Linked DNA regions of Homo sapiens: region 2 is linked to region 1. A link is a loop called in an ENCODE intact Hi-C map of the cell type or tissue named here. Cell type or tissue: B cell. All regions are shown on one strand. Links, peaks and the distances in the headings refer to the core of each region. The heading gives the core; the rest is flanking DNA.

What was found. Peaks named below come from ENCODE experiments on the same cell type or tissue, not always from the same donor. Only the 100,000 strongest peaks of a DNase experiment are listed, where the experiment ranks them.
Region 2: a loop joins it to region 1, with 2.2 times the contacts of the local background. A loop is called at or near these places in 12 of 110 quality-filtered maps.

The regions. Positions count from the first base shown.
Region 1 is chr14:68,405,450-68,415,438 of GRCh38, reverse strand. RAD51B (RAD51 paralog B) reads right to left here. Exons shown (of 11, transcript NM_133510.4): 9 at 3,912-4,015. Among named protein-coding and RNA genes, the nearest start is that of RAD51B-AS1, 270 kb to the left of the region's middle. In B cell, for the core only: CTCF peaks have their summits at 6,350 and 6,551 (motif pointing right); a DNase peak (open chromatin) is centred at 6,548; H3K27ac peaks cover 2,309 bases.
Region 2 is chr14:68,509,630-68,519,618 of GRCh38, reverse strand. It overlaps LOC124903334 (a long non-coding RNA gene), which reads left to right. Exons shown (of 3, transcript XR_007064223.1): 3 at 1-3,312. It also overlaps a transcript of RAD51B not described here. Among named protein-coding and RNA genes, the nearest start is that of RAD51B-AS1, 170 kb to the left of the region's middle. RefSeq lists an enhancer at 6,953-9,932. In B cell, for the core only: no CTCF peak of the experiment used is centred there; DNase peaks (open chromatin) are centred at 5,588 and 6,288; H3K4me3 peaks cover 476 bases; H3K27ac peaks cover 2,500 bases.

The DNA.
Region 1 (9,989 bases), core at 5,063-7,562:
ACTAGCAGAGAAGAGGTGATTAAATAAAGGTTTGTCAAATGAATGAGTGCCCAAACCCTCTGCTCTTGTTACAAGGCAAAACCCAGCCTGTGCCCTCTGACGATGCAGCCTATCCTCCTGTTTGTTCTTCAGCTGCAGCTCACTCTACCCCAGCACCTCCCCTTTCTGACTACCTGAATCTTATCTATTATTTAAGGCAGAGGTTCCCAACCTTGGCTGCACATTAGAATCACATGGGGGAGCTTTACAAATAAAATAAACACTGATGCTCAGCTCTACTGGCAGAGATTTTGATTTAACTGGTCAGGGTGGGGCATTGGCATTGGTATAAATGCTCCTGTGATGAGCCTTAAGTGCAGCCAGGTTTGAGAACCACTGATTTTTTTTTTTTTTTTTTTTTTTTTTTTGAGACAGAGTCTTGCTCTGTCACCCAGGCTTGAGTGCAGTGGCACACTCTCTACTCACTGTAACCTTTGCCTCCTGGGTTCAAGTGATTCTCCTACCTCAGCCTCCTGGGTAGCTGGGACTACAGGTATGCGCCACCACGCCTGGCTATTTTTTTTTTTTTTTTTTTTTTTTAGTAGAGATGGGGTTTTACCATGTTGGTCAGGCTGGTCTCGAACTCCTGACCTGAGGCGATTCACCCACCTTGGCCTCCCAAAAGTGCTGGGATTACAGGCATGAGCCACTGCGTCCTGCCGAGAATCACTGATTTTAAGGTAATACTCAAGTCTCACCTTTTCCTGAAAAGACTTAATATGCCTCTGATGATGTTACCTTCCTTTAGAGTCAAAGCAGTTACTGTTTTAACCACTCATTAGACAACAAATCAAACACTGCCTTGTAACAGTACCTCAGTATTAGTTTGTTTGGACCTCGAGGGCAGGAACTAGTCTTCTACTTCTTTATATCCCCATACCATGCACGGGGTAGACCAAAACATATTTTCGATGGTTTAAAACAACAACAACTACAAAAAGTAGGAGAGGCCATTTTAATTCTACTCTAAGAACATGTCTTTGGTAAGAATAAAAATGTTGCAAAAAGGGTGGGGCAGGATTGAAGCAGAGTAGGAAAAGAGTAAATAAAAGTCAAATGGAAAAAAAGCTAAATTAGTCCAAAAGAAAATGTTTTCCAGCTTCTTAAGAGAGTTTTTGCAAACACTGAAGCAGAATAAGCAAGAAAATTAACTTGGCTTGTGGCCCTGATAAGATTTCTTTCTTGGTTATAAAATTTTGCAAAGTTTCCAGGGTGTAAAGAAAATAATCAGCCAGGGAGGACTCCTTCCCTCAGACAACACAATTCAGCTCTTGGGTTAATCGGCTTGAAGGTCTGCTCAGCTTGACCTGACCCCCTTCCAGGCCTGTGATCTGAAACTAAGCCTCACATTCAAGAGCCCTGGTGTAGAGCTCAATGTCATAGAAACGGGATAAAATATAATCCTCATCCCATAACCTTGATCCCTGGGTGTAGTGGCCTCTGCTTGGGCATTGGAAAAAAAACCCTAAAAAACAAAAAACTATACCTGTTATCTTCTCTAAGTGGCTGGTGTCCCAGAGGTCTTACTACCCTAGAATTATCTAGGCACGTTCTGCTACTAAATGGTGTTATAAGAAAGTACTACTTGGTGCAATTACCTTAAAGGTTAGCTTTAAAGTACTGTTTTATGCACATATCCCAGAAAAGCCTTCGCTTCGTATGGCTTCTATGGTTTTTCATAAAATAAGACCACAGGAAAGACTCAGGGAATCACTAAGCACACCCTCTGCTAAGGCAAGATAAGGTCACTAGACAGAGACATGTTTTTTCTATATCAAACTTTATTCTAGTTATTAGGTCACAAATTTAACAACTGGTCCCCAAAGGCATGCATATTTCTATAGATTAATTAAATGTATGTTCTTTGCCTGGGTTGGCCATTTTAACACTGGCCATATTTTACATTAATTTCTAATTATTGTTTGAAAACATGATTCCAAGGCATTTAAGTCTGCTTCTTATTGATTAGTAATGATAGTAACAAGTTGTCTTTTGTAAATTAAGATAACATGACTGACCCATCTAATGGGATGGGAGTTGATGAACTGTCACTGATCCATCTACACTTTGCTCCTGGTTCTCCTTATGACCACTGGCCTGCATTTGACCTTATCAGCCAAAAGCCAAGAGCCACCAACATCCTCCAGTCACCAAAGAGACATAAAAAATAGCATTTGTCCTACCAGCTACTTCCTGTTGACACTGACTGGTTAATTTATTAAAACAAAAGAAAAGTAAAAATATGGCTCTAATTTCTTTATTCACTTATAAATTCTAACTGGAATTAGTAAAACTAGGATTTGGGAGCCTTGAACCCATGATACCATATATAATAGATGAAATCATAAATTCCGTGTGTAACAGTAAGAATGGCTTCTAAAATCTAAAACCTGAAACAGAGATAAACTATAAGTTTTCAAGGAGTGGGATCAAGGATCCATGAAAACGAATGACTCAACATTGATTCACAAGGAATTTTGCTTCCTCTGATAAAGTTTACATAGGTGTGTTCAACAATCCTTAATGATATCCCTGAAAGCTGCAACACAGCTATTTAACATGATTTACTACCAAAGGTCATTAGATTCCCCAGGAATATTTTGGAATGTGTTCCACTAAAAAGAGAAATAACAGCTTCAGAACCTAGGATACCAGACTCTTCAGGGAAAAGGTGCCATTGAGGTAATGAGTAGTCCAGGGCCTGAAAACTCAAGAATGTTTCCCTGAATAGAAACAAGCAGCTCTATCTTCTCAGGACATGGCTGACGTGATCACCAAGCTGGAATATTATTTACATAGTCCAAAGCAAACCAAGAAGAATTCTCTGGTTTGGAAAATTATGTCTAGAACAGGCAATAGCTCACGCCTGTTTTTGATGATTCCTGCTTCCTTGAAAAAGAGCCAGTTTACCTAATGCAGGTAAAGGCAACAACAGCTTTTCTGCCATTTTCTCCAGAAAGGATCACCAGTGTGACATTTCATGCCTCTGTATCTAAATGGCCTGGATTTGATATATATTTAGCAAGGTGGGCAAATCTGGCTTCTGAATTCTGTCCTATCCAAAAAATCAAAATAATCACCCGTCTTCTTCCTCCTGCTTTTAGGAGAAACTAGATTGAATCTGGTCACACAGCAGGATAAAGTTGAGGTTAGTCATTAGGAAAAAGAATTTTTTTATTATGAAACATTTTACCAAAGCTTTACCAAAGAGGTCAGACAGTGGTGTCCTTTTCTTTGGAATGAAGAATGAAGACAGAAGACTTAAAAGGAGGTAGAAAGTAAACTTTCTGGATGTAAGGGAAGGATTTTCAGTTTTGGCCAGGATAGAAACCACAAATAGGGAACTCTGAGAAAGTGACCAACCATTTGGAGGTCTTTCTAGCATCATTCAGTACTTTACACTACAGGTGTATGCGTTAATGTAAAAGTACCTAGTATCTGGGGAATAATTTATTCACTTGGCAGCATCTGCTGGCCTAAGATTTTCAAAGTACACATACTTCAAGAAAAAGCATCATCATTATTTAATTCATATACAAATTAGTCCTCAACAAATACAATCTAAGTGAAATGATCATTTAGAGATAGAGAATTGGATACCCTTAGAGGTGTGGTCCTTGGTCACTTACAAATATCAGAGAAATGCTGACTCTGTGGGATCAATTCTTATGTTTTTTCCTGTGTGTGACTTGTCTCCCCACTTTATTATAACTGTTGTTGGGACAAGCAGAAATGCTGGTTTCTTTAGGCCCTAATAGCTGCTGCTGGCTCAGGACAGACAATGCGGCCAGCATTTTCAGAAGACGCTCAGATTGCTTGGTATATCTCATTCCCCGACCTTCATAGTCAGAGAATACTGTCAAAGCACCCACCTGTCTTCTCTCTGAATCAAGGTACTGGAGGATCAGCCGGGTATTCACACTGTGACTCCAGGTATTTCCTAGTGCGGCTATCACACAGCTGGATCCAGAAGTGCCTGAAATGAAATGGTAAAAGCACGCTTTCAGATGCCCTTTCTTGAGATGGCATTTCACATGAAGTCCAGACATTACTCATTGCCAGTAGTCCAGAGAGTACTTGGAGGCTCAGTTCATTACCACAGAACTTGAGGAATCAGTGAAGTAGGAGAGGGGTTAAGGAATATGAGACTAAAAACCAGCAGGGGTTTCCTTCAGCCTTGGTGAAAGTGACCACCACTGGGCCAAATAATAACAGAGTTATATATCAAAAAGAGGTTGCATTGCAAGATAGCTCAGAGCCATTGCTACTAGTAAATCTAGCCATTCAATATCTAAGGCATAATGCTACTCCACAGAATAAGAACCAGTTATGAAATAGTCTTAGTTTAATAGAGTTGTTAGACATTTTTAGCTAGACAAGAGTCTTAACTCAATTTTCCCTATCAATATAGAAATGGTGGCATATACATGTAAAATTCCCTGGTCCTCCCACCCCCCCGTATACACAACGCAAAAAAAGGAATCTAGAAGATCTCAGCATTTCATAGGTAAGCTGTTTTAGACATCCCTATTCCAAGAGAAACATTCCTTTACCTTCTAAGACTTTCCTATAAGGAAGAGGGTCTGAAGTAAACTCTATCTGAGTTCCTAGCCTCCTCCAAATTGCATCTTACATCTCCAAAGCTTTACTGACCCTTCTTGATATCACCATGAGAAAACCCTTTCTGTTCCCTACCTGCTCCTTCCCCCTTGAAGGCAAGCCAACAAGTCCTGCTGCATAGAAGCCAGCTCCCACTATCATGTCCAGCACATCCCAAGGCCTCCTCTGAACCCCTGTGCCCTGTGCCCGAGGCCTCCTCTGAACCCCTGTGCCCTGTGCCCAAGGCCTCCTCTGAACCAACTTTGGCCCTAGGCCATGACAGGAATCCTAACCTTAGGAGGGCACAGTTGGACATTTAGTGTGCCTTGTTGCCTCCAGATGCGATCTTTTTTCTATGAGGAGACTACATAGAGGTTGAAGTCCACTGAATTAGCTAAAACAAAATGAGGCCTTGAATGTGTCATCCGTTGTCCCCTTACTACATCATCTGATTTGTACGCCTCAGTGTGGAGTAGGAATTGGTCTTTTTTTTTCCAGGGCAGACACCTTTCAGGGTGGTCTACTAACTGCACATGGCCTTAAGCACCTGGGCCCAAATGCTGCAACAGACAAATGTAGTTCAGTGGTTCTTGGCTGGAGGGTGATTTTATTGGCAATGTCTAACTCGCAGTGTTACTGGCATCTAGAGGGTAGAGGCTGGTGATGCTGCTAACCATTTTATAATGCATAGGACAGCATCCTACAACAAAGAATTATCCAGCCCAAAATACAGCAGTGCTGAAGTTGAGAACCCCTGGGTCAGATAACACCAACCATATATATCTATTTCCTGGTTCAAGCAGGAACAGGAATGAATGAGATGGAAATCAATAACCAAGGTCTCAACAAGCCTGGGGATATCAGATTGAAAGAGAATTTAGTGTAAGAAAGAATAAAATTTGGGGTAACCTCAGTTCATTATGCACACAATTCAAAATATGCACAAATTAATGTGAAAACAAATAATCTAGATTGTTCCGATCTGATCACATCATTCCCCTACTTAAAATGCCTTCAGTAGTCCTTCATGCCTGAGATTAAATACTATCTCCTAAACAATGCACTCTGAGCACTTTGTCAGCTGCCTCTGCATCTCTCTCTGGCTTCACCTCTCTCAGCCTCCTCACTGGATGGTCTCCCATGACCTCCTGACTTCCCTGGCCTCATCCTCCTTGACCTCTTGTCAGCAGTTGATAAAGCTTCCCCCTTCCTTGGCATCCAATCTACTGGCCTCTTCTGCTTCTCCTTTTACCATGTTGATTACTCCTTTCCTTTTTCTGCCTTTGTTTTCTCTTTCTTCTTAGTTGTGGGTGGACCTTAGGGAGTGGGGCATGACCACATTTTTTCTTGTCTAATACCAGATGCTTTCAGTATCCAGGAAAATAATGTACATTAGTAAAGAGGCCAAGTGCTTGCATATTAACATGTAGAACTTCTTCACCCCCACTAAGAGATATAGTCTTTACCATTTCTCTTGAAATTCACAACCCTCTCAGTCTAACTTTTCATTTTCCCCTTTTTGATAGAAATAGACTTATAGAAAAATATTTTCTACTATAAGAAAATCAACACTGCAAGGGCAATAGCAACTATATTTGCATTTTAGAAAAACAGCTCTATTGAGATAATTTGCTATCATACCTCCTCCAATTTCAAGTGTACAGTTCAGCAGCTTTTTCTATATTCACAGAGATGTTCAGCCATTACCACAATTAACTTTAGAACATTTCAAACCCCTAAAAAGAAATCCCACACCCACTGGCCATCAGTCCCCAACACCTCATTCCCTGCCCACCTCCAGCTCTTGGCAACCATTAACCTATTTTTTTTTTCTCTATAGATTTAGTAACTGACTTTCAATTAAAGCCTTAGGAGATGAGGGGAAGTGGTGAGTACTGTGGTGAGTTCGAGAATTCATCCAGGATCTCAAGGGGGCAGTCTCTGTTCAGCTCTAGCTGTTGTCATGTGGCAATGTGAGTTCATAGTTAGTCACATCTTATTTATTTATTTTAAAATTGTAAAAAACTTTTATAATCACATCTTTTGATTTTTAAAAATCATAGTGATATGATTTTTTAATTGCGCTAACTTTAAAGCGCAATTTTGATTTTTAAAACGGAAGCCAGAAATCAATGCTTTTTAAGTATAATTTCCTGATTTTAAAATGTTGGTTCAATATTTACACTTTTAAAAACACACAAATAAACATGCTTTTGAGCCAGATATGCCTCATTCCCATCAAGCTTGCAGTGTCTGCTCTACATGGCATGGCTCCACTTTGAAAAGGATGAGAGCCCATTTGACAAGGTGGATGGTTTCTACGCCTTTGTCGCAACCTTTGGCTTGTCTCAACACTTGTCTTCCACTTTTAACCACAAGAACTGCAAGTCTACATCATAAATTTTAGCACTGCAAATTCAGTATCATCAAAGCAAGCTCATATTTTCCCATATAAATCTACTCCATCTCTGTTCCTTCCTTTGACCCTCCAGTTAATCTGGTTTAAAACCTCAGCTCCATTTTCAAAATGTTTCCTTCTCTCATGCTTCTCACTTGCAATAAATTGAGAGGTCTTACTGATTTAACTGTAAAATCCTACCTATATCCATCCATTCATTTCTCCTACCTCACCCTTAGATCCATTCCTGACTCTCCATTCCTCCTAAATCAACCTTAGACCCACATTAGCTTTCACCTGGTGTGACTGCTTTAGTTGCCTGTTGTCTGTGCTGCTGTGGCTTTCTCCCTACTAAAGCCACCCTCTGTTTTACTACCTGATTAACCTCCTCCAAGCACACACCTAAGCACACCACCCTCCCATTTACAACCAGCAGGCTCAAAACCTTTCAGTGGCTCCCAAGTGTCTTCAGAGAATTCTAAATTCCTAACACTGGCATTCAAGGACTTTCTACCCTGCGCCCACCTGCCCTTCCAGACTTCTTCCCCCTGCTCCATTTCCCACAACTGTGTTCCTACTTAATCACTTATTTCCCATGTCCCTCCCTCATCTGGAACTCCCCTATGTTCACATGTCCCAAATCTACTCTGCCTTCAATGCTACTTCCTATGTGCCAATTTCTCTAATCTTCACAGAAATAATGTCTTCCTCCTGTAAACTTCTATAATACTTTATTTTACTGTCTCATATTACAATCATTTTCTACCTGTGGTATATTATTTGTGTGCTTTTCTTATCACCTTTAATACAGAGTCGTGCTCTGCACAATGATGTTTCAGCAAATGACAGACTGCAAATATGACAGTGGCCCCATAACATTATCATGCAGCTAATAAATTCCTATCACCTAGTGATGTCACAGCAATGGTAACATCATAGCACAATGCATACTCACATGCTTGTGGTGATGCAGGGTAAATAAACCTACTATAATCTCAGCTGTATAAAAGTATAGCACATACAGTTATGCATAGTACATAATACTTGATCTTATTATATGTATTTACTATACTTTTTATCAATATTTTAGAGTCTATTCTACTTATAATAACCAGTTTAGTAAATACAAAAACCAGTTATGTAGTTACTACACTTTTATGTATTTACTATACTTTTTATCATATCTATATTGATGTATTTACTATATATACTTTTATGTAGTTTATGTATTTACTATACTTTTAATGTATTTACTATACTTTTATGTACTATGTACTTACTATACTTTTTTTAATCATGATTTTAGAGTATATTCTACTTATTTTAAGAAGTTAACTGTAAAACAGCCTCAGGAAGATCCTTCAGGAGGTATTGCAGAAGAAGGCATTGTTATCATAGGAGATGACAGCTTCATGCGTGTTATTGCCCCTGAAGACTTTCCAGTGAGACAAGATGGGCGGGTGGAAGACAGTGATATTGATGATATTGATCCTGTGTAGTCCTAGGCTAATGTGTGTGTCTGTGTCTTAATTTTTAACAAAAAAGTTTAAAAAGGTAAAAAAATCTAAAAAACAGAAATAAGATTATAGAATAAGGATATAAAGAAAATGTTTTTGAACAGCTATGCAATGTTTGTATTTTCAGTTATGTTATTACAAGATCAAAAAGTTAAAAAATTAAAACATTTATGAAGTAAAAAAGTGATAGTAATCAAAGGTTAATTTATTATTGAAGAAAGAAAAATGTCTCTATCAATGAATATAGCCTAAGGATACGGGGTTTATGAAGTCTACAGTAGTGTACAGCAGTGTCCTAGGCCTTCATGTTCATTCATCAGTAGGTGCACTCACCAACGGACCCAGAGCAACTCCAGTCCTATAAGCTGCAGTCATAGTAAGTGCCCTACACAGGTGTACCATTTTTAATCCTTTTACCATTTTTATTGTACCTTTTCTGTTTAGATGTGTTTAGATACACAAATACTTACTACTGTGTTCCAATTGCCTATAGTATTCAGTACAGCAACATGCTGAATGGGTCTGTAGACTAGGAGCAATGGGCTATACTATACAGCCTGGGTTTGTAGTAGGCTATACCATCTCAGTTTGTGTAAATACATTCTATGATGTTCACACAATGTCAAAATTGCTTAATGATGCATTTCTCAGAACCCATCTTCATTGTTAAGTGACATATGACTGTATATTATAAAGAGGCCAAACCCACGCCTGATGTATGTCAGCATGCCTGAGTTACTTAACACAAGGTCTGAGACACAGAGGATGCTTATAATACTGACTAAATGACTAATTAAAAAGTTATTTCCACTAAATTTTGAATCATATTGTATCCTTGTTTTGGCAGCAGATTTACATCCTTAATTCTATCTTGCTTAGCTAAAATTAACAGGTTTACATTTTTCAAGTAAACTCTAGAAATTAGTTGCTTAGATGCCTGCTAAGTGATGGGATCAAGGGAGGCTAAGCTCTAAAGTTTGTCAAGAAAAAGCTACATGTGAATAATTAGGAGTTGCTAGTTAAGCACTCAAACTTTTTTTTTTTTTTTTTTTTTTTGGTGATAAACTGTAGGAGTTTCTCGGGTCTAAAGGAAGACACAGGATGTCTTCAGAGATTGGAGCCACATTTGGGCCAGGAGCAACTATTTAAAGGACTCCGCGTCGCTAAAACAATAAGAATAGTATAAAAAAGTACCCATGTATTTGGTTGTTTTCTGGACAGGTAAACCCAAGTCTTAAGTAAGGGCCATGAGTACAGATGACCACAGAAAAGTTTCCAAAGGAAACCCTGAGTGAGCAAGCTTGACTGTAGTCTACTATAGACTTTAAAAATATCCATTTGTATTTTTAGGAGTTCTTACAAATATTAATCCACCATAAAAGTAATAACAGCAAGGCCTTGAAAGTTAATGATAATGAAAGGCAATTTTTAAATTT
Region 2 (9,989 bases), core at 4,588-7,087, 100 kb before region 1:
ATTCATCCTGAGATCCAAGGCAGAACCAGTCGTGTTGTCAGTGGGTAGCTGAGACCCCAAAATTCCCACCTCTTTTCCTGTCATGAAGTTTCTATCTCGAGAGAAAACAGCTGTCCATTCTTAGGCCAACTGGGACTGAAGCCAGCTGTTCCTTCCAGATGCCAAGAGTCAGATGCACGCCCACTCTTTTCTCCTATTCCCTAAGGCTGAAGTCTCAAACTTTATTGAATTTATTAATAACCTCAGGGACTTGCTAAAAAGCATTTCCCCAGGCTCTACCTCCAGAGAATCTGATTCAGTTAATTCAGGTTGGCCAGGAAATCTGCATGTTAAATAACAACCCTCCTGCCCCACCTCATTTCTGATCTCTAGGAAATTCCTATGTAATTGGTCTGAGAATCATACTTTGAGTGACAATAGCCACAGTGGAGGCACTGGTGTGCCGGTAAATGTTTAACAACTGGCTCTGGAGGTGGAAAAGCCTGGTTTGTAGCTTGCTGATTTCTGTGGTATAAATATTCCCACCTTGGTCAACTCAAGCTACAAATATGACATCATGATTGTGAAGTTGGGAAAAGGTTTGTGCAATCAGTTCTGATAAGCCCATAGTAACTGATTTCAGCATGCCCACTGGGTGGAAGTGGCCGGATGCCTCCAAATGCTGGTTCCTAGGCTCTGGCATAGAAGGGCCACTGTTTGGTCCAGAATGTCACATCCCCTAATTTTTTTTCCCTAAATCCTTCGTTTTTTGAATGGTTTGTTTTGGTTACTGGCTCTCGGAGACCTTGAGGGGTTCCAAGCCAGAGAACAAAGAAGGGGAAGAGAAGGAGCTCCAAGAAAGAAAATGCAATTAGTGTAGGATGTTGGCCTCAGCTACGCTGCTAACCTTGTTCAACCCAGCTTTCAGCAGGGAAGGGGTTTCAAACACCTGTCTCTGCCTTCATTTGATAAGCTTTCTGGTCAAGTCACATTAACCTGATCCTGCTGACCTGGAGAAGGATGAAAAGGCTGAGTGTCGGGGACCTGAGGGGATGAAAGTGGATGGGGGAGGCCTGGGGGGGGGGCTCATATGACCTGGGGTCACCATCGGCTTAAGGCTTCCCCTTTGTCTCCCTGCTCTGGCCCCATGTTTGAAGGTTCTGGTGATTTCCTCCCGCCCCCCGACTAGGCGAACAGATGTGGAAAGATCTCCAGTTCCCAGGGCTCAGGACACAACTGCCTGTTGTTTCCCGCCTGCAGACCGGGGCCTGCAGTCACAGGCAGAACAGCTACGCAATCACTTGCCAAAGAGCTGAGCCCAGTCAGGTGTGGGGTGCAAGCCTACTCTGCCTTTTGGGAGTGAGAGGATGTGTAAGCCTAGCTGAACAAGAATGGAAAACAACCATGTTCCCGCCCTGTTGTGCTCTAAGTTCACTGTGTAGGAATTCAGAGGCACTTTAGCAGAGGCAATGACTTGAGCTCTTCCACGGCAATACAATGCTCACAGGTGCCATGACCATTTGAACAAACGCTGCCTTCTGGGCCAGCTGCTTCTCTTGTCCCACACTGCAGGTACTGCCAACGTGAGAACTTTGCCCACTTCTAGACTGGAGTTGAGGGCACCCTGCTACTCTAAAAAGGATGTTTTCCTCAGCCCACTGAGCTTTCAGGGCTCACTAGATCAAGGCGGTAGAAGAGTTACAAAGGAAGGGGTGCAAGTGTTAGCTTCCTTATGTACCTTATTTATTCAACACTGATAGTTTCAGAAATGGCTTAGAGCCTAGCTTCCTCACCAATATCCATATACCTTTGACAAGTGGGACAAATAAAAGCATAAAAATATCTCCCTTAAATAAAACGCCTTTCTCATATCTAGTCCATCTACAAGAATAAGCTGATACCTAATGATATGTTTTCTAGTTTATGCAATAAATGGTGGTGATTACAATTTTGCACAAAGACCTGGTACATATACGTCTTAGCATGTAGCACATTTACCTGTAAATGCTACAAGTAGCAGAATGACAGCCATCTCCCTAAAGCACTGATTCTCCAAGTGAGGTCTGCAGTCCCCTGGGATCCCTGAGACCCTATCAGGGTGTCTGCAAGCTCAAAATTATTTTCATAATTTTGATAATATTTCATAATAATACCAAGATGTTATTTGCCTTCTTCACTGTGTTGACATCTGGGTAAAATTGCTGGTGCTAGACTATGCTGGCAGTCACGGCATTCTTCACTGCTACAAACTTACAGGGGGAATAAATGCCAGTTTCACCAAAGAATGTCCTAAATTAGACAGTAAAAATTATTAATTTTATAAAACCTTGCCCAAAAGGTACTTTTTCTCTCCTCCCCTCCTCTCCCCTCTCTGCCTCCCTTCCCCTTCCCCTTCCCTTTCCTTTCCTTCCCTTCCCTTCCCTTTCTTTTCTTTGTGTGATGACTTGGAAACAAAGTATCAAGCATTTCTGGTGCATCCTGAAGTATGATGGTCATCTGGAGGAAAAGCACTTGTGTGAGTGTCCTGAGTTGTGATCTGCACTAGTCACTTTCATGGAACACAATGTTTACTCAAAAGGACCAAATAACCATAGTTATTCAGATTTGGTTATTTGACAGGCATTTTCTCAAAAATGAACAAACTGAGCTCATCACTTCAAGAAAGACAATAATTAACAGTATTTTCTGCCAAAATAGAAGTATAAAGCAAAAATTAGAATTTTTAGAAACCTGTATCTGCCATAGTGAACTTAACACCTTCCCAACACTTACAGAGGTTTTTGATGAGATCAGTGATATTAACAAATAAGAACTTTTAGTTTTCATCAAGAAATATATCAAATTTGAAAAATCTGCATGACTTAGTGAAGCAATATTTTCCAAATGACCCATGCATATTATTTCAAAATCATGCATGAGCAAAAGATCTATTCAGAGTACAAGCCAGATAACTGAATTTTAACATAACTGAGCACAAAAAGTTCATTGATATAGTTTCAGATTCCACATTGCAACTAACCTTAGTAATCTACTATTGGTTGAGTTTTGGTATAATGTCAAAGAAGAATATTCACAATTATCTGAAAAGACTATTAAAATATTCCTCCCTTTTCCAACAAAATAACTACGTGAGGCTGGGTTTCCTTCGCATACTTTATCCAAAACAACATTATCACAGCTGATTGAATGCAGAAGCCGATATGAGAATCCAGCTGTCTTCTATTAAGCCGGACAGTCAAGAGATTTGCAAAAATGTAAAACACTGTCACTCTTCTCACTTGGATTTTTTAAAAAAGTTATTTTTATAATAAAATGTTATTTTTAACGTTTAAATGGATTAATGAATATATGCATTTTAATAAATTACTAAATGTTAATTTATTCATTAACAATGAATAAATATTAAATGAACAAATATTATTTTTGGTTTTAGTTTTTAATATGGTAAATTATTTAATTATCTATTGCTGTATAGCAAAGTATCCTAAAACCTAGTGGCTTAAAACAACAATAATCACTTGAGTTGCCAGCCTAAAGAAATGGGTCCAGCTTCCGGGCAGGGCGTGGTGGCTCACGCCCGTAATCCTAGCACTTTGGGAGGCCGAGGTGGGCGGACCACAAGGTCAGGAGATCGAGACCATCCTGGCTAACATGGTGAAACCCCGTCTCTACTAAAAATACAAAAAATTACCCGGGCATGGTGGTGGGTGCCTGTGGTCCCAGCTACTCGGGAGGCTGAGGCAGGAGAATGGCATGAACCTGGGAGGCAGAGCTTGCAGTGAGCCGAGATCATGCCACTGCACTCCAGCACTCCAGCCTGGGCGACAGAGTGAGACTCTGTCTCAAAAAAAAAAAAAAAAAGAAAAGAAAAGAAAGAAAGAAAGAAAGAAATTGGTTCACCTGGGTGGCTCATACCTGTAATCCCATCACTTTGGGAGGCTGAGGTGAGATGATCATTTGAGGCCAGGAGTTTAAAACAAGCCTGGGCAACATAGCGAGACCCCATCTCTAAAAGAAAAAAAAAAAAGCCAGGAATGGTGGTGCACACCTGTAGTCCTAGCAACTTGAGAGACTGAGGCTGAAAGATCACTTAATCCCAGGAGGTTGAGGCTACAGTGAATTGTGATTGCACCACTGCACTCCAGCCTGGATGACAGAGGGAGACCCTATCTCTCTAAAAAAAAAAAAAAAAAAAAGAAGAAGAAGAAGAAAGGAAGAAAAGAAATTATTGGTCCATATGTCTGAAATGTCTTTGCTGTCTATCTTTGTCCCGTTGCTCATAGTTAGACCATCATTTAGGCAACTTCTTGCTCACTTACCCTCCACAAGCTTGGACACAGGTCCTTCTAGCTCTGTTTCTTCTGAACTTGAGATTACTGGAGACTCCCTTATGAGTTTTAACACTCCCCATAACCTTTGTATGATTTGTACATAGAAAATACCCCCAAAATTAAAAATAAATTATTAAACTAAAGGAAAGGTTAGTAAGATTGCTGGACATAAAATTAATATTTGAAAATAAATTATATTCCAATAAGATACACAAATGGCCAACAAGCACATAAGAAATATCTTTAGTATCACCTGCTCTCTGCAGCTCCCAGGCACACCTCCCCAGGAGCAGAGGTTTTCTGGGCTAGGTCAGGCCCTCCCATTACCTGCTTTGTAGAAGACAGGGAAGAAAATCACTCACTGTATGTAATTTTATTTAAGAGAGTGCAAGAATGTCGTGTTTGAGCCTTTCACTCTTTTTTCTTTGTATTTCTTATCGGAAATGAAAGAAAACAGCCAGTGAGATAGGATCTCAGGTCTAGAATTCCTAGCAGGTAATTTGGGAGTTGAAAACAAATCTCCCCTGAAATGCATTAAGCAGGTGAAGGGGATTCCAGTTTCAACTCTGAAACCACACCTTATCCTGGCCTGGCAAATAACTTCCTTCCAGCCCCAGGCAAATCCCAACTTCCACCCGCCAAATGCCTGCAGTTAATAAACGTTTAAGCAACAACAAAAACCCCAAGTGGAAAATGGAAGACTGATTCGAGGCTGAGATACTAGAAGGGCTGCCTGGGAGCCCCTCTCTGAGAGCCGCGCCCACAGGAGGAACTTTTAGCCAGGGAAGCCGGGGCCTGGAGCTGGGGAACCCAAGGCATGATGTCTTTCAGAGCGTCAGAGCAGGGTAAATATCTGATTTGAGTCAAATGATTATTTTTCTTGATCAGATTTGTCCACTTGTTTCATTGGAACTCCATACCACTAGCCATGGTCAAACCCTTCAAAATGGCCAAAATCTCCAGACTGCATTATTGGGCCACAGTAGGTCCTGCTTCCTGCTAAGTGCTGCAAGACTGGAGTTTCCAAGCTCTGGTCTAGATAGGTCAGCTGAGGGTTGGTAAGGAAGTTCTCATGGGTCCAGAGAGAACTAAGAAAAAAAGGATCATGTTATGCTGTGGAAATGTGCTCCGCGGTAATTTTTATTCCCATTTTACATATCAGAAAACAGAGGCTCAGAGACGTTGAATGACTTGCCACATAGCTAGTCAGTAGCAGAGCGAGGATGGAGATTCACATGATCAATCACAGTGACCACCGTTTGCTGAGCACCTGTAGTGAGACAGGCAAACACCTTGTGCTTTGTGTGTGTTAACTTGTTCAGTTCTCGTGGATTGCTTCCTTTTTAAAGAAATGAAACTGTTCAACAGAGCTTCCTGCCATAAGGGAAATCTTCTACATCTCACGTCCAATAGATAGCCACAAGCCCCATGTTGCTATTCAGCCCTTGAAATGTGGTAAGTGAAACTGAGGAACAAAATTTTAAAATTTTATTTCACTTAAATTGATTTAAATGTGAACAGCCACATGTGGCTGGCAGCTCTGGGAGGTTCAGTAGCTTTTCCAAAAGCCAGCGAAGTGATGAGGTGAGGGTTGTGTTGTGGGGCTGATTGAGCCCCAAATCCATGTGTTTCCCCCTTTCTCTCTGCTCCCCTGTGAGGTGGCCTGCCTTTTCCAAAGTAAAAGACACTGGGAAGGAAACTGACCAGACAGTATACAGTCAGCCAAAAATAAAGCCAGACCCCAAAGGTGGGGTCTGTATTTGAGTCTGCTTCTTCCGAATGTGTCTGGAAGCCCCCATGGGTGGCCAAACAGCCCAGCTGGGGGCTTCAGACCCTGCACCAGTAACTTCCCAGAGCCCACCATGGCCCATTTGGCTGGGGCTTATATGACTCACAGGTTCCAACCCTACAATTTAAACTGCAGCATTTCCTTTTTCTGGGCTTAACACTAATTGGTAGAGGTAGTGAGCTCCCAGGCCCAGCCTCACCCTGTCGAAACATGTAGCTCTCAACAGTTCCCACTGGAAGCACCACCCATGAGGTGCAGCTACCATTGCCATGTGTCTGAATGCCAGTGTTTAACCCAAGCTGGCCCATTGTTGTTCCATGAGCCTCTCTATAGCCTCTGAATGTTCATCTTTGCTGCATCACTCTCCTCCAAAACCTCCAAGGACATCCTGTGAAGCTCAGAACAAAACCCAAAGTCACCACTTCCATGGCTGGCCCCTGCCCACTGCTCTGACCTAATGTATCACAGTTGTCCCCTTTTTTCACTCTACTCCAGTCTCTGGCTTCCTTACTGTTCCCCAAACACATCACACTTGTTCCTATTCCAGGCCTTTGCACTTGCTATTCCTTCTGCTTGAAATGTTCTTTCTGGATTGAACATTGCTTACTCTCTCTTCATCCAATCTCTGCTCAAATGTCACCTCTTCAGAGAGGTCTTCCTGACCCCACTGTGTGTAAAATAGTGCACCCCTCACTGCCATCTCTTAACCTGCTTCCTTTCTCAAGGCATTTATCACTAGTATGTATGTTTGTTGGTTTGTTTGCTTACTGTCATCCATACTAAGATGCAAACAGGGTAAGAAGGAACAGTGTCCTTTTTTTAACCCTGTATCTCCAGTTTCTAGAAGAGAGGCTGCCACATGGGTGCTCACTGAATATTTGTTGAGTGAATAAATGAATGCATGCATGCATGACTGCTCACCTAGAGTGTGGGGGCCAGGGCAGAGGTGGGCTTAGGCTGTCTCACTCTACACAGACCCGCACTTCCATGATTTGGATGCTGAACCATGAGAAACAAAGAGATTTGCTGGTTTAATTTCTTTTGCCCTGGGAAAGTTAAAGATCACAGATAATCCAGAACTCAGTGCCAAGTTCTCTGATTTATAATCGAGGAATTATCCACATAGAGGTAAACAAGAGCAAAGGACTGACAAGCAAACCGTAGGAGGAGAATGATGAGAAACAGACGGAGAGACCCATGCAATCTGCAGCCTCCAGCTAGTCTGGGTTCCCGCCAGCCCTCACTCAAATTTGGATCCAGAGAATCTCTGCTGATGTTCACTTCCAGATTCCTTTGGGCCACACTGCCAGGTGGCTGTTGGGAGTGGGGGTCACTGCAAGTGGGGGCAGCCTAGGCAAGTCACCCCTTTATCTGACAATGATATTTCGCACTCATCTGAAAGGCACACTCAAGAGGGCAGGCGTTTCCCAAAGATGCCCCAGGCTCACAAAAGTCACCAGACTTTCCCCAAACCTAGATTTTGGGGGGAAAAGTCCTTTCCTTCTTTAATGTAGTCCACAGAAATGTGTCTGTTTTATTCCACCTCTAGAAACTTCAAAGAAACAAAATTAGCAGTGCCTAGAAGCATCTGACACATAGGAGGTAGTAAAAACTGAATGAATGAATGAATGAATGAATGAATTACAATATCAACCCAAAAGGGGAACAGTGGCCTTGTGAAGAATGAGATAGTCAAGCAAATCCTGGACTCCCTATGCCCCCTAGATCACTTTGGATATGCCCTGAGGCCTCAGTTTCCCTATCTGTAAAATGAAAGCCTGGCCTAGCTGAACTCCAATTTCCCTCTCAGCTCCAACACTCTCTAATTCTCTGAACACGCCTTAATAGCTTCTTTATTGTAGACTAGTTCTTACATGTGTCCTGCTGAGAGCAAGGTCTGCTGGTCTGGCCTTGTTTTTAAACAGCAGAGGTTATTTAATAGCAATTCTCCCAGAATATTTTTCATGTTTTCCATGAAAGAAGGTTCTGGAAGGTAGCCATCATCAAAATAGGAAGTAAAGCCAGGTTAGTGTTCCACTTATCAGATAATACGGGCTTAACCAAAATTCCTGTCACCCCCTAGGGTGATTCTGGGAGCTTGACCAGATTTCAGAGGTTTCATATTCAAAGCAGTGAGAAATCATCTCTGAGGCTTGTGGGATTTGGTACCTGTTTCCCTTCTTTCCATGTCTCAGGGCTGTGGGTGCCAAGTGAAGGCTGCAGTAACCCTTCCAGCCTCAGAGAAGCGCTCTGTCCTGTAGGCCATGAGAATGCCCAGGCTGGCCCGGATCATTCCTCTGTCCACTTCAGCATTTCACTTTATGCTGCCTGTAAATCTGACCATTTCTTCCACTCCTAGAGGTGTCCCAAAGCACTAGTTCAGCAGAATTCAGACTCCTTTACCTTTCCCAACTCTACTCACAGCCTCAAGTCACCAGGGAGAGAAAGAGCACCTGACCGAGAGTGGGACCAGGATTCCAGACCAGCTTTAGATGAGCATCTCTCTGGGCCTCAGTGTCCTTGGATGGGAGGGAGGTGGAGACTGGGTGTGGCTGCTTGTCCTGTCCCTTCCAGTTTGATGATTTTCCCTAGCCCAGAGCCAGAGCTGGCCCTTTTCCCTCAAGGAAGCCATGGTTTGTATGCTATGTAGCAGCTACAAATGCAGGGGCTTTTTTATCCCTTTTCTTTTCAATGATCCTAGGTACTATAGGAAGAGGCAAACATTTTTATGATCCCAGGAACCAAATAACATAATGAAAATCATGGCAACCATCAGCCCAATAAAACCCATGGCAAAAGCCTCCACATTCTCAAACAGGACCCTGGGAATTTAAAGCTCTCAGAAGCCTTAAGTGGCTCAGGCCTTGCTGAAGGCCTCGGGACGGCAGCTGATGGCTGATGAAAGGATTTTGACGCGCCACTGAAATTCTCTTTTCCAAAATAACCACTTTGAAACCTGTTAATTACAGACACACAACCAGCCAGAGCCCCCCAACAGGACCCAGGGCTTCTACCAGGGAGAGCCGGGCTCCAGAGGCTGGCCGCTGCCTTGGCGCTCCATACACTTTGTGTTGGGTGACTTCGCTTCAGGAAGAGAATCCAAAGTAATGAAAACCACATGGCCACTCCCCCGCCCCCAGCCTCCTACTCTACCTCCCTTCCCTGGAGACAGAGGCCGGCTCAGTCTAATTTGGTCCAGTGTTTTTGTTTCCTAAAATCTGTCTTGGGCCCTGGGCCATTAATAGGTTGCAGCTGATTTTAATCTGCATGAATCAGAGACCTCACTTCTTCAGTTTTAAGGAGATTACAAATTGTGTGTCCCACAAACTCAGGATGGAGGGAAAAAGCCCTGGATGGGGAGTGGCAGTAGGGGAGACAGATCCTGGAAGGCACAGAAACTGCTCCCCACTCAGCAGTGGGCTTGAAGGAGCCTGGGATCACTCAAAGCTGGGGGAGTGGGGCTAGGGGGAGGTGAGGGTCTTGCAGCTGTGACTCAGTGGCAAGAACACAGAACCTGGTCCTGTGTAAACAGAGCTAAAACCGAGGATCTGGACTATCAGAGGCCTCTACTCACCTATCTTCAACAAATTAATTTCCCAAGTGCTTGCGGGGCACCCCCCATAAGCTAAAGCAGGGGTAAGCAAACCATGGCCGACTGGTCAAATCCGGCCTGCAGCCCGATGTAAATAAAGTCCTCCTGGAACAAGGCCATGTCCATTTGTTTATGTATTGTCCATGGCTGCCTTGCAGTTGTGGTAGAGACCCTGTGGCCTGCAAGGCCAAAAATAGTCACTATCTGCCCCTTTACAGTAAACATTTGCTGACTCCTGAGCTAGAGAACTATCCTAGATCTCGCTAGGCAAGAATTCCACTTACAAGCCTGTTAACAA